Regions from separate parts of the Homo sapiens genome. Here region 2 is linked to region 1. Evidence: read pairs that join two places in POLR2A ChIA-PET (ENCODE). Cell type or tissue: PC-9. All regions are shown on one strand. Links, peaks and the distances in the headings refer to the core of each region. The heading gives the core; the rest is flanking DNA.

What was found. ChIA-PET counts read pairs that join two places held together with the same protein. Peaks named below come from ENCODE experiments on the same cell type or tissue, not always from the same donor. Only the 100,000 strongest peaks of a DNase experiment are listed, where the experiment ranks them.
Region 2: POLR2A ChIA-PET joins it to region 1 with 10 read pairs; 3 of 35 experiments call an interaction of 5 or more read pairs at or near these places.

Annotation. Positions count from the first base shown.
Region 1 is chr17:6,614,771-6,619,770 of GRCh38, reverse strand. The region is part of intron 7 of KIAA0753; the gene reads left to right. Among named protein-coding and RNA genes, the nearest start is that of KIAA0753, 23 kb to the left of the region's middle. In PC-9, for the core only: no CTCF peak of the experiment used is centred there; no DNase peak of the experiment used is centred there; H3K27ac peaks cover 797 bases.
Region 2 is chr17:6,548,857-6,555,464 of GRCh38, reverse strand. All of the region lies in intron 1 of PITPNM3 (PITPNM family member 3), which reads left to right. Among named protein-coding and RNA genes, the nearest start is that of PITPNM3, 4.4 kb to the left of the region's middle. RefSeq lists enhancers at 1-645, 5,825-6,543. In PC-9, for the core only: no CTCF peak of the experiment used is centred there; DNase peaks (open chromatin) are centred at 2,984, 3,414 and 3,904; H3K4me3 peaks cover 1,006 bases; H3K27ac peaks cover 2,755 bases.

The DNA.
Region 1 (5,000 bases), core at 1-5,000:
GTTTTTTTTCTTTTTTCTTTTTTTAAATTAAAGTAGAACATACAAGTTGGGTGTGGTGGCTCACGCCTGTAAACCCAGAACTTTGGAAGGCCAAGGCAGGTGTATTGCTTGAGCCCAGGGGTTTGGGACCAGCCTGGGCAACATAAGTAGACTCTGTCTCTACAAAAAATGCAAAAAGTAGCCGGGAGTGGTGGCTCATGCCTGTGATCCCAGCTACTTGGAAGGCTGAGGCAGGAGGATCACTTGAGCCTGGGAGATGGAGGTGGCAGTGAGGTGAAATTGCACCACTGCACTCCAGCCTGGGTGACAGAGTGAACCCTTGATTTAAAAAAAAAAAGTAGAACTTACAGATAGAAAAGTACACAAAATAATATAGATTTATAGCTGAATTAATTACCAGAAAACAAAAACATCTGTATAACTACTATCCAGGTCAAGGAATAGAATATTACCGGCATCTAAGAAATTACCCCCTTGAGTTACCCCTTCCAATGTTTATCTTCTTCATCTTCCCCAGATTATTCTGATTTTTTTTTTTTCTTGAAGTGGAATCTCGCTCCGTTGTCCAGGCTGGAGTGCAGTGATGTGATCTCGGCTCACTGCAACCTCTGCCTCCCAGGTTTAAGCAATTCTCCTGCCTCAGCCTCTTGAGTAGCTGGGATTACAGGTGCGTGCCACCACGCCCAGCTAATTTTTGTATTTTTAGTAGAGACGGGGTTTCACCACGTTGGCCAGGCTGGTCTTGAACTCCTGACCTCAAGTGATCCACCTGTCTTAGCCTTCCGAAGTGCTGGGATTACAGGCATGAGCCACAGCGCCTGGCCTATTATTGGAGTTTTTAATTGTTTTAAGAGTTCTATATTCAATCTACTTACATTTAATGAGATTAATGACATATTTGAACTTTTTTCTACCTGATTTTGTTTTTCATTTGCCGAAGTTTTTTTCTTTGTTGTAATTTACTACATTAATCAATATTTTATTTCTTTTTTTCTCATTGATTTGAAAGTTATATATATCAGTCCAGAATTCAGTTGATTTATTTCTCAATCTGCCACTATTCTGTGGAACCTTAATAGTTTAGTGTTCCACTTCTACTACAAGTGTAACTGTAAGAGACAGAAAAACCAAACTGTTTTTCCTACGTAAGACTCTCAATACTTCACCTCTGACACCAAATGTGTGGGTTTTTGCCACACCAAACAATTCTCCAGGGGACACCAACTGGGTATCCTGTAATTCAACTCAATTCTGACACTATCTCCCTGGAATTAGAGTCAGATACCACGGGTTAAGTTTCAGTCCCATAAGAGACCCCAGCTTCAGACACCAGTCACAAGTCCCAGGTTGTGACCTATGCTTCTGAGCGACAGGCTATAAAATTGGGGTTCCCTTGACCCCCTCCTGGGGTTTGCTAGGATGGCTCACAGAACTTTGAGAAACACTTTACTTATGTTTACCCATTTATCATAAAGGGTGTTATAGAAGATACAGATGAACAACCAGATGGAAGAGATGCGTAGGACAAATTATAATATGTGGAAGGGCACAGAGCTTCCATGCCCTCTCCAGGGGAGCCACCTTCCAGGAACCCCCACATGTTCACCATCCTGGGAGCTCCCCAAACCCTGTAGTTGTGGGATTTTTTTTTTCTTTTTTTCTTTTTTTGAGACCGAGTCTCGCTCTCGTTGCCCAGGCTGGAGTTCAGTGGCGTGATCTTGGCTCACTGCAACCTCCGCCTCCCAGGTTCAAGTGATTCTCCTGCCTCAGCCTCCTGAGTAGCTGGGATTACAGGCATGCACCACCTTGCCCAGCTAATTTTGTATTTTTAGTAGAGATGGGGTTTCTCCATGTTGGTCAGGCTGGTCTTGAACTCCCAACCTCAGGTGATCCGCCTGCCTTGGCCTCCCAGAGTGTTGGGATTACAGGCGTGAGCCACTGCACCCAGCTAGTTCCAGAATTTTTACGGAGGCTTCATCGCATAGGCATGATCGATGACGAACTCAGTCTCCAGCCCCTCTCCACTTCCTGGAGGATGGAGGATGGGAGTGGGAGTTCCAAGCTTCTAATCATGGCATGGTCTTTCTGGTGACCAGCTCCCATCCAGGAGTCCTCCAAGAGTCACCTTATTAGAGAAAAAACAAAACAAAATGCTTCCTTAGGAAATTCCAAGGGATAAGAGCTCTGTGTCAGGAACTGGGGTTAAAGACCAAATATTAGGAAAAAAGATGAACCTAGCACCCCTAGTGCTTGGGAAATTAGAAGGGTTTTAGGAGCTCTGGGCCAGAAACTGGGCTAGAGACCAGATGTATATTTTTTATTATATTACAATAAAAACCTAATTTATTCATTTACTGTTAGATATTTATTCACTTTAATGGGATGTTCGCTCTCCTTCATTGGTAGGCAGGTAGAAGTAATATAGTATCTTCCTTCTAATTAGAAGTCTGCCTTTGCCAGCCTTTCCCTTGAGGGTGGGTGTCACATTTATTTGTCCTTATATCCTCTATGATGAGCCCAGCATCTGCCACACAGTTAGGCACTTAAGTGCTTGTTGAAAGACTCTGTGAAGAAGTGTAATTGAATAAGAAAAGATCTCTGAGCAGCAAATCACAGTAACTTGAGTTCTGGGTGCTAGGGAGCTCATTTTGATAGACTGGAGGAAATGGAGAGAGCATTCCAGGCCTGCACACAGAGAAGTGTTTGCTAAATGAGGTAGAAGATTTGAGGTGCCCATCAGCTGACTAGTGAAAAATGGACACCAGTGTCAGAGAGAAGCTGGAAAACCTGCTAACCTAAAACTCATTACAGGAACAAATGTAGGAAAGCTGGGAGGCAAAGGGGGGAAACTTGGACCAAGGAGACCTAGATTTTAGTCCCACCTCTGCCAGTTTGTGAATCTGGGTTGACTTAATCTGTCTGAATCTTATTTATTTATTTATTTTGAGACGTAGTCTTGCTTTGTCGCCCAGGCTGGAGTGCAGTGGCACGATCTCAGCTCACTGCAACCCCCGCCTCCTGAGTTCAAGCGATTCTCCTGCCTCAGCCTCCCAAATAGCTGGGATTACAGGCATGTGCCACCCTGCCCAGCTAATTTTTTGTACTTTTAGTAGAGATAGGATTTTACCATGTTGGTTGGTCGGGTCTCGAACTCCTGACCTCAGGTGATCCACCTGTCTTGGCCTCCCAAAGTGCTGGGATTACAGGTGTGAGCCACCTCGCCCAGCCTGAATCTTAAGTTTTTTATCTGTAAAATGGGAAGGATAGTCTTTGTGTTTTGTGACTGACTTAGTTGTTGTAAGTGGCAAATTATCTAATTGCTAACTGCTGTAAAAATGTAAGGTGGCATTTTTAGTTCTTAATAATAGCACCAAGTTATTAAGAAAAGGCTAGATTGTGTTAGGCATATTCTAACTAAGAAAACAAATCTTTGGTGGCTATTTTAAAAGTAGTTTTACATGGCCATAGAGAAGTAAACTTAAGTTCTCTGGAAAATGTATTTATGGGGAACAGCTCCATGGGCCCTGACAAGGCAGAATGAATGGGACTCGCCTGGGACCGAAAGCCAGAAGACTTGGCTCTGCCACTCTTTGGGAACCTTGAGTAAAACACTTAAGATTATGGTAGCCCTCTTAGTTTTATTTTATATTTGTTGTTTTTTCTTGTCCTTATCTGGATTTCAGAAGGTTACATTTTCCTGTTTCTGTTTTAGGTATCACTCTACCCTATTCTTCCATTCTGATTTCCTAAGGTCTCCTCTTCCCCACCCACCCCTGAAAAAATACTCTAGGGAGCCACTTGGATGGAAAACCCTCCCTGTGTACTCTTCATTTGGAATATACTCCTGAGCCTGATTTGATCAGCTGTCTTGTGATTTACATAATAGTTGGCTGGTGCAGTTTTTTTGCAGCTTCTGAACTGTTCTTAAATTGGTTGATTGCATTAGTGTAACTTGTCAGCAATGAGGGTGGTGGCTCCCTTCCCACCACCAGCAGTGTCCTCAAACTCACTCCTGAAACATGCTGTTTTATGCAAATCATTACTAGAAAGGTAACAGGACTTACAGTCAGAGTTGCTTTGATGTATATAAGCTTGGGAGTTAAATAAATTACAGACTGAGGATTTAGGTTTTTTTTTTTTTTTTTTTTTTTTTTTTGAGACGGAGTCTCGCTCTGTTGCCCAGGCTGGAGTGTAATGGCATGATCTCAGCTCACTGCCAGCTACGCCTCGCGGGTTCACACCATTCTCCTGCCTCAGCCTCCCGAGTAGCTGGGACTACAGGCACCTGCCAACATGCCTTATTAAGTGGAGCACTTTTACCTTTTCACTTAAAGGGGACATTTTCCAGCTTCTTCAGCATATCTGAATCGCCAGCATCACTGTAGTTGCTCTTTGAGGCCATTACGAAGTCAAGTTCAAGGTTACTTGAACACAAGCAGTTTGATACGAGACAGTTGCTGTGATCACCAAGACAGCTACTAGGTGACTAACAGGCAGGGAGCGTCTACAGCATGGATACACATTTTAAAACTTATGGGCCAGGCGCAGTGGCTCACGCCTGTAATCCCAGCATTTTGGGAGGCTGAGGTGGGTGGATCACCTGAGGTCAGGAGTTGGAGACGAGACTGACCAATATGGTGAAACCTCATCTCTACTGAAAAATACAAAAATTAGCCAGGCGTGGTGGCACACACCTGTAATCCCAGCACTTTGGGAGGCCGAGGCTGGTGGATCACTTGAGGTCAGGAGTTTGAGACCAGCCTGGCCAACATGGTGAAACCCCGTCTCTACTAAAAATACAAAAATTAGCTGGGCGTGGTGGCACATGCCTGTAATCCCGGCTGCTCAGGAGGCTGAGGCAGGAGAATCTCTTGAACCTGGGAAGCGGAGGTTGCAGTGAGCCGAGATCACACTACTGCACTCCAGGCTGGACAACAGAGCAAGACTCCGTCTCAAAAATAAAATAAAACTTATGAATTGTTTATTTCTGGAATTTCCCA
Region 2 (6,608 bases), core at 770-5,769, 65 kb after region 1:
GTGAGAATCTACCATGAACTCACACCCAACCCGTGACGTTGGCTGGTGCCATGCCGTCCCCCAGGACCGGGCGCGACAGTGAAGGAATGGGTGTGAATACCATCGGGCTGTGTGTCAATCCACCCCCAAGCCCGAAAGCTGCCCGGGACCCTGGGCTGCGGACCCGTCTCCCTGTGCAGGCACTGAGCCTGTAAGATTTAGGTGCCTGAGAATGCACTCCCGTTCTGTCCCCAAGGAGTCCTGTCGGGGTGGGGCCGGTTGTGTGAGGCACAGCCAGTATGGAACACAGCTAAACAGCCTTCTCACTCCCCTCCCTTTTCCCCTCCTGAGGGAGGCACTGTGAGATGACACCAAGGAAGCTGAAAAAGGCTTCTTGCCTCCCTCTTTCCTCCACCGTGCCTGGGTCCTCACCCACCCCGACTCCTTAAAATGGCCTGTGGCAGGGCGTGTGTCCCATCTGCTGCCCTACCCTGTGTGTGTGTGAGTGTGTGTGTGCACTGGGACGCCTTGAGCACAGGTCACCTGCCAGGGCACTGTCATCGCAACGGCAGTGAACATTTGCTGCTTGTTCTATGTATTAGGCAGAGTGCTAAGCTCTTTACTGTACCGTGATCCTGGGAGGGAGGAAATGCGACTCTCCCACTTTTAAAACATCTAGAAACAGATACTCAGAGAAATAGCAGCCTCAAGGTGGCTTAGAGGGTCTGGGCAGAGCCTGGACTCACAGCCAGGTCTATTGGACTCGAAGGACTCTCTCTGTCACTGCCCTGATAGGTCACCCCCTTACCAAATGGGGGTGCCAGTCTCAGTCCCTCTGCCTTAGCCTGTGGGTCCTTTGGTCCCTGGGCTGAGAGTCTGTGGGAATTTGTTCCAGTGACAGGTGGAAAAACTGCCCTGCTCTGAGCATCAATGCCTTGTGCTGTTCTAACATTTTGGTTTTTTTCTGCTGCAATTTCACGCTTGGCCCTTTCCCTCGAGGCAACACAGATTCCCCGTGTCTGTAGATCCAGTGCCTGGGCTCCTGCCCCCCACACTCAGCAGTCATCCCAAGGAGTCTGGTTACCTCTCCCTTCTCAGCTCAGCTCTCCCAGGCTCCTCTGCATTTTGTAAATGTCCCTTCTCTCCTTTTTTTTTTTTTTTTTTTTTGAGATGGAGTCTCGGTCTGTCTCCCAGGCTGGAGGGCATGGCTTGATCTCGGCTCACTGCAACCTCCGCCTCCTGGGCTGAGGCGATTCTCCTGCCTCAGCCTCCCAAGTAACTGGGACTACAGATACATACCACCACATCCAGCTAATTTTTGTATTTTTAGTAGAGACGAAGGTTTCATCATGTTGGCCAGGCTGGTTTTGAACTCCTGACCTCAAATGATCTGCCTGCCTCAGCCTCCCAAAGTGATGGGATTACAGGTGTGAGGCACTGCGCCTGGTCTCCCTTCTCTTCTTGATGCTCATAAGCCTACTGAATCAAAAACAACACACAGTAATGTGTGTATGAGAATCACATATTCCTCATTGGCAACATCTGTGAAGAATAGATTGGTGAGCTTCAGAACAGAGGGAGCCCTTGGAGATCAGGAACCCATCTCTTTCTTCACAGCTGGGGAAACTGAGGCCCAAGGAGAACATAGAGAGCGGGGTGGCTGTTCAGTACCACCTGCCTCGGATGGGCAGACTGATGGGCAGGAATGATCAGGCCTTCACTCTGGCGGGGTGGGGCGGCGGGGGGTGACACAGGAACAAAGGGCTGCTGAAGGCCAGGAGTGGAGGCTGTGGCACCCGGCCTGTGAATGAGGGGTCTGCACCATGACCTGTGAGATGTTCCCTTTAAAATCTGGCCAGTAGATCACCCACGGAGAGAAAAGGCAGAGCTTTGGGCCCCAGGGCTGCCATGGTACCTGACTTTAGGTCATCACGTGTGGTCTAGTGAATAATACCCCTGGAGTTGTGCAGTGCACAGCCTGAGCAGCAGGTCATGGCTGTGCCAGATTTGTGGCATGGCTTGTGTCGGACAAGAGCTAAAAGGAGGCAGTGAAAGGACTCTTACACTGCCAGGAGAATCCAGGTACAAGAGAAATTGTTATCGGGGCCCAGAGAGGATGAGATAGATCTTCAGAAGGTGAATCCAGATGGGTTATTACCAGTTCTCAATCTCTAGGGGAGATTTCAGTTACACAGAAAGGCATCATTTATGGTGGCCCCAGTCTAACCAGCAACAGGGAGGTGGGGGCAGGGGTGGGGAGGATTCAGAAGCTCTGAGTAGGAGGGACAATTTACAGTACAGAGCTCCCCACGGAGCAGAGAGGCCAGTGAGTGGCTTGAGACAGACAGTGAAGGCTGGGTTTCTCTGGGAGATGGGCCCTAAAGGCTGGCACAGTTTGTATAGAAAGGTGGCCAGGGGCTCGGTGCGGTGGTTCGTGCCTGTAATCCCAGCACTTTGGGACGCCGAGGCGGGCAGATCACGAGGTCAGGAGATCGAGACCATCCTGGCTAACACGGTGAAACCCCGTCTCTACTAAAAATACAAAAACAAAATTAGCCAGGCGTGATGGTGGGCGCCTGTAGTCCCAGCTTCTTGAGAGGCTGAGGCGAGAGAATGGCATGAACCCAGGAGTCAGAGCTTGCAGTGAGCCGAGATCGTGCCGTTGCACTCCAGCCTGGGCTACAGAGCGAGACTCCGTCTCAAAAAAAAAAAAAAAAAAAAAAGAAAAAGAAAGGTGGCCAGGGGCCGGCTTCCAGGTGGGGGTAGTGGCTTGAACAAAGGCTAGGAGGATGGAAAGGAAGAGGCACATGTGTAAGTGTGGGAGGACTGCTATGGGTAGGGGTGGAAGGTGGGTAGGAAGTGCCCAAAAGTAAAGAAACCTGGCTGGAGCGGAAGAATGCAGAGGGCTAAAAGGAACTCCAAAGAGCATGAAGACAGGAGTGCCGGGGTAAGACTTGGCACTGTGTTTCGACAGATCCCTCTGGCTGGGACGCCAGGGCTCCTGGGAAGCTGGAGAGAGGCCAGCCTGGTGGAGCTGCCTTTGTTGGGAAGGGTTGATTCTGACTCCTGCCAGCCACACTGCCCCTCCCTTCCTGTCTACCTCCCTGTGCCCCTCCCTCTGCACCCCAACAGGCTGCCCCTCTCTCCCACTGAGAGAATGAGGGTAGGGGGTGGGGGCCAGGTCCCCAGGTTAGGCAGGAGCAGAGTGAACAGCCTAGAGGGTCTTGGCACCTCTCAGGCTGGGGCAGGAATATCTGCAGAGACAGAGCCGAGGCCACAGGGTTGGGCCTCCCAGGCTGGAGGAACCAGTTTATTCTCCTCTCAGGTGTTAGCCTCTGCTCTGAGGGGTGTAGCTGGCAGGCTTCCATGTGGCAAACCTAGTAATTTGAGTCAGTAAAGTACTGATCCTACGGTGTTAGGATGGGAGGGAACATTTCGATACTCATGTTCCAAGTCCTCGTTAACAATGGGTCGCTGAGGGCCCGTGAGAGGTAGGTATTTGGCCAACGTCACAGAAGAAGGTGACGGCAGAGCCTGGGTTTCCAGAGTTTGGACCTTGCTCTGCTGAGTCAGCCTCCTTTGGGGTCCTCCTGGAGTGGGGCGTGTGCTCTCACATCCTCCCAAAGCGAGACTTCTCCTGGGCCCCTTACTCTGTGGCTCCCAGGGGCAGTGACTAGTGGCTGGATCACTCAGAGGAGGAAACATCTGGAAGCTTGGAAAGGGGACTAGCGCAGATTAAAAAAAAAAAAATTTTTTTAATACTTTTTTTTTCATAACGATGGGGGTCTCATTACGTTGCCCAGGCTGGTCTCAAACTCTGGGCCTCAAGTAATCCTTCCTGCTTTGGCTTCCCAAAGTACTGGAATTACAGGCATGAGCCATCATACCTGGACAACGCTGGGATTCTTAAATCTTTGGGGAGGTGCCAGAGGATTTGAGGCATGACTCTGAGAAACTCCCAGCCCTAGGGCACCGATTACTCTACTGTGTATCTTGGGACGGGCATTGCATCCTGCAAGGAGATGGTAAACTCACTTTCTTTGGTCCCCAATGGGAAGGTTATGGTCAAATATGGTCAAATCAGACACCAGTGTCCAGACTCCAGGCTTTTCTTTTTTTTTTTTGAGATGGAGTCTCGCTCTGTCGCCGAAGCTGGAGTGCAGTGGCGCGATCTCAGCTCAGCTCACGGCAAGCTCCACCTCCCGGGTTCACGCCATTCTCCCGCCTCAGCCTCCTGAGTAGCTGGGACTACAGGTGACTGCCACCATGCCCGGCTAATTTTTTGTATTTTTAGTAGACACGGGGTTTCACCGTGTTAGCCAGGATGGTCTCAATCTCCTGACCTCGTGATCCGCCTGCCTTGGCCTCCCAAAGTGCTGGGATTACAGGTGTGAGCCACCGTGCCTGGCCAGACTCCAGGCTTTTCAAAAGCTTTCCCGCAGTCTGGGGTGTGCTGGAACTTGGATGGCCTCACGTTCCTATGCAAATACGCCGACCTCTGTGAAATCACCTATCCCAGCAGCAGACCTGGCAGGTCCCAGCCTGAGACGTTTGTTGCCGCTCAGTTCTGGCTGTGGTGTCCTTGTTTGAGCCAAGGATGGTGCAGCTCAAACAGAGAGGTTCCACCTCAAGCCTGTGACCCTGGGCCTGGAACCCCTTATCCCCCATTTGAGGCCTCTGTGACTTGACCTGTGTTTGGAAGTCCAGTGTGGCAGGACACAGAATACGAGGACATGGCTGGACAGTGTCCCTGCCCCAGCCACTTGCCTGGGCCATGTCTGGGTCAGATTGGCCAGAAGCTGTGATGTTTTCTCACATACATCTTCATATGTTATGAGACTTCATGGCTGGAGGTGGCCTGGTTCTCCTGTTCTACCTGTTAAGCAGGTTGGGAGACAGAGACCAGACCCTTTCAGTCAAGGGTCCCTCTTTGAGATCCGGCATCCTTTCCCCTTTCAAGGACAGAGTGTGAACTTTCAGAGACCATGGAGGCTTTAGGGACTGGGGACTTCCTGGTAGGACCCAGCTGCCTTCCAGGAATTCTGAGATCCTAGGATCGGGAGTTCGCATGCTGGGACCCATTTGGCTCAGATCCTATAGCAGCTCTCAGCATGCTTTTCTGTCCAATGGCTCAACAGCATCTCTGAGGTAGAGCCAATGTTATTCCCATTTTATGAATGAGACACTGAGGCCCAGTAGGGTTAAATATCTAGGGCTAGAATCACACATAAAGTTAGAGGCAAAGCTGGGATTAGAGCTTATGTCTCTTCTACTGTTGGAGTCAATATTCCTGGGAGCTAACTTGTCTAACGAAGGAGAGCCCTGGCTTTGGCACTGGTTGACCTTGAACTGCCCTCTTTGGGCCTCAGTTTCCTTATCTGTAAAAGTGAAAGGGAAGAGTTTGAGGGTCAGGATGAGCTTCAGGCTCTTTCCAGCTCCAACACTGCTCTCTCCTTTTTGGAGAGAGCCTCCCTGGCTGTGGGTTTTACTGTGTCCTGAAGAGGCCTTGCCCCCTCTCAACTCTGACCTTGCATTGATCCTCCCAGACTTGAGGGTCAGTCATTCCATGGGGAGCTGAGGACGTGGACGTGGAGAGCACGTGCCTCCTGGCAGGCCATCACCAGGTCTGCAGCCAGGAGCCCGGAAGGGGGTGGCCAGGGTCCCCAGGGGAAGGGCTCGGTGTGGGAGGGGGGAGGAGAGAATGCATAACAAATGAGTTTGGAAATCAAATGAGATCTGAGCTCCCCACCCACTCCCTCAAATCTCTCTCCACTCTCTCTCTTTTAAAATTCCTGTTTTCTAAAGAGAAAGAAAATGCTAAATTGCACCCCCTTTTGCAAATGGAATAGGAGGCTTAGTGAGTCACTCCGGAGGTAAATGCCACCTCCAGGGTCCCACGTGTGCCTGTGGAGGCCTGCACAGCTGTGTGGCCACCAGCCCCCACAGGGTGCGTGTGTGGCAAGGGTAGACAGGGGGCAGAAGCCTCCTCTGTCCATGACTCTGGGGTGGGAGCTGGGTCCCAGCACTGGGGCCCCACACAGCCAACCTGCTTCCTCCAGGCTCTCCTAGGGCTGGATTTGTGAGGCTCACACGTTCATGGGGCCACAGCTCAGATTGGGCCAGGCTGGAAGCCTGTGTGGTCACTGTCAGTGCTTGATTTGAGGCTAGAGATGGGGTGCAGAGTGTGGCATGTTGGGGTTCAGTCTGTGGCTGGAGTTGGCACAGTGTGAGTGAATTTGGGGCTCCATGGGGTGTAGTCCGTGTGGCCAGGGCTGGCAAGGGGCTGCGGGGGGTTGCATCTGCCTCTGGAAAGCAGGAGTCTCAGGTTTTGTGAAGCTGCTCTCTCTAGGTGTCCTGGAGAAGCTCTTCTCCAGGGCTGGTGAGCAGGACAGCTTGGAGTGAACCACCTACCAGGGGAAGGTTCCTGGGGGTGTTGGGAGCCTCATCTCTCTTTGGGAGGGTCAGCCTGTTTATTACAAGACCTGGGACATGGGAGGCCAGAGAGGAGGTGTTCCTCTTCCCAGATGACCCATTCTTCTGGAAGGAGGGGAAGTAACCGTCTGTTAGCTGGTAGCAGGGATGCCAAACAAGGGTTGAAAGCAAAAATAGAAACGCGTTGGGCTCTGTCT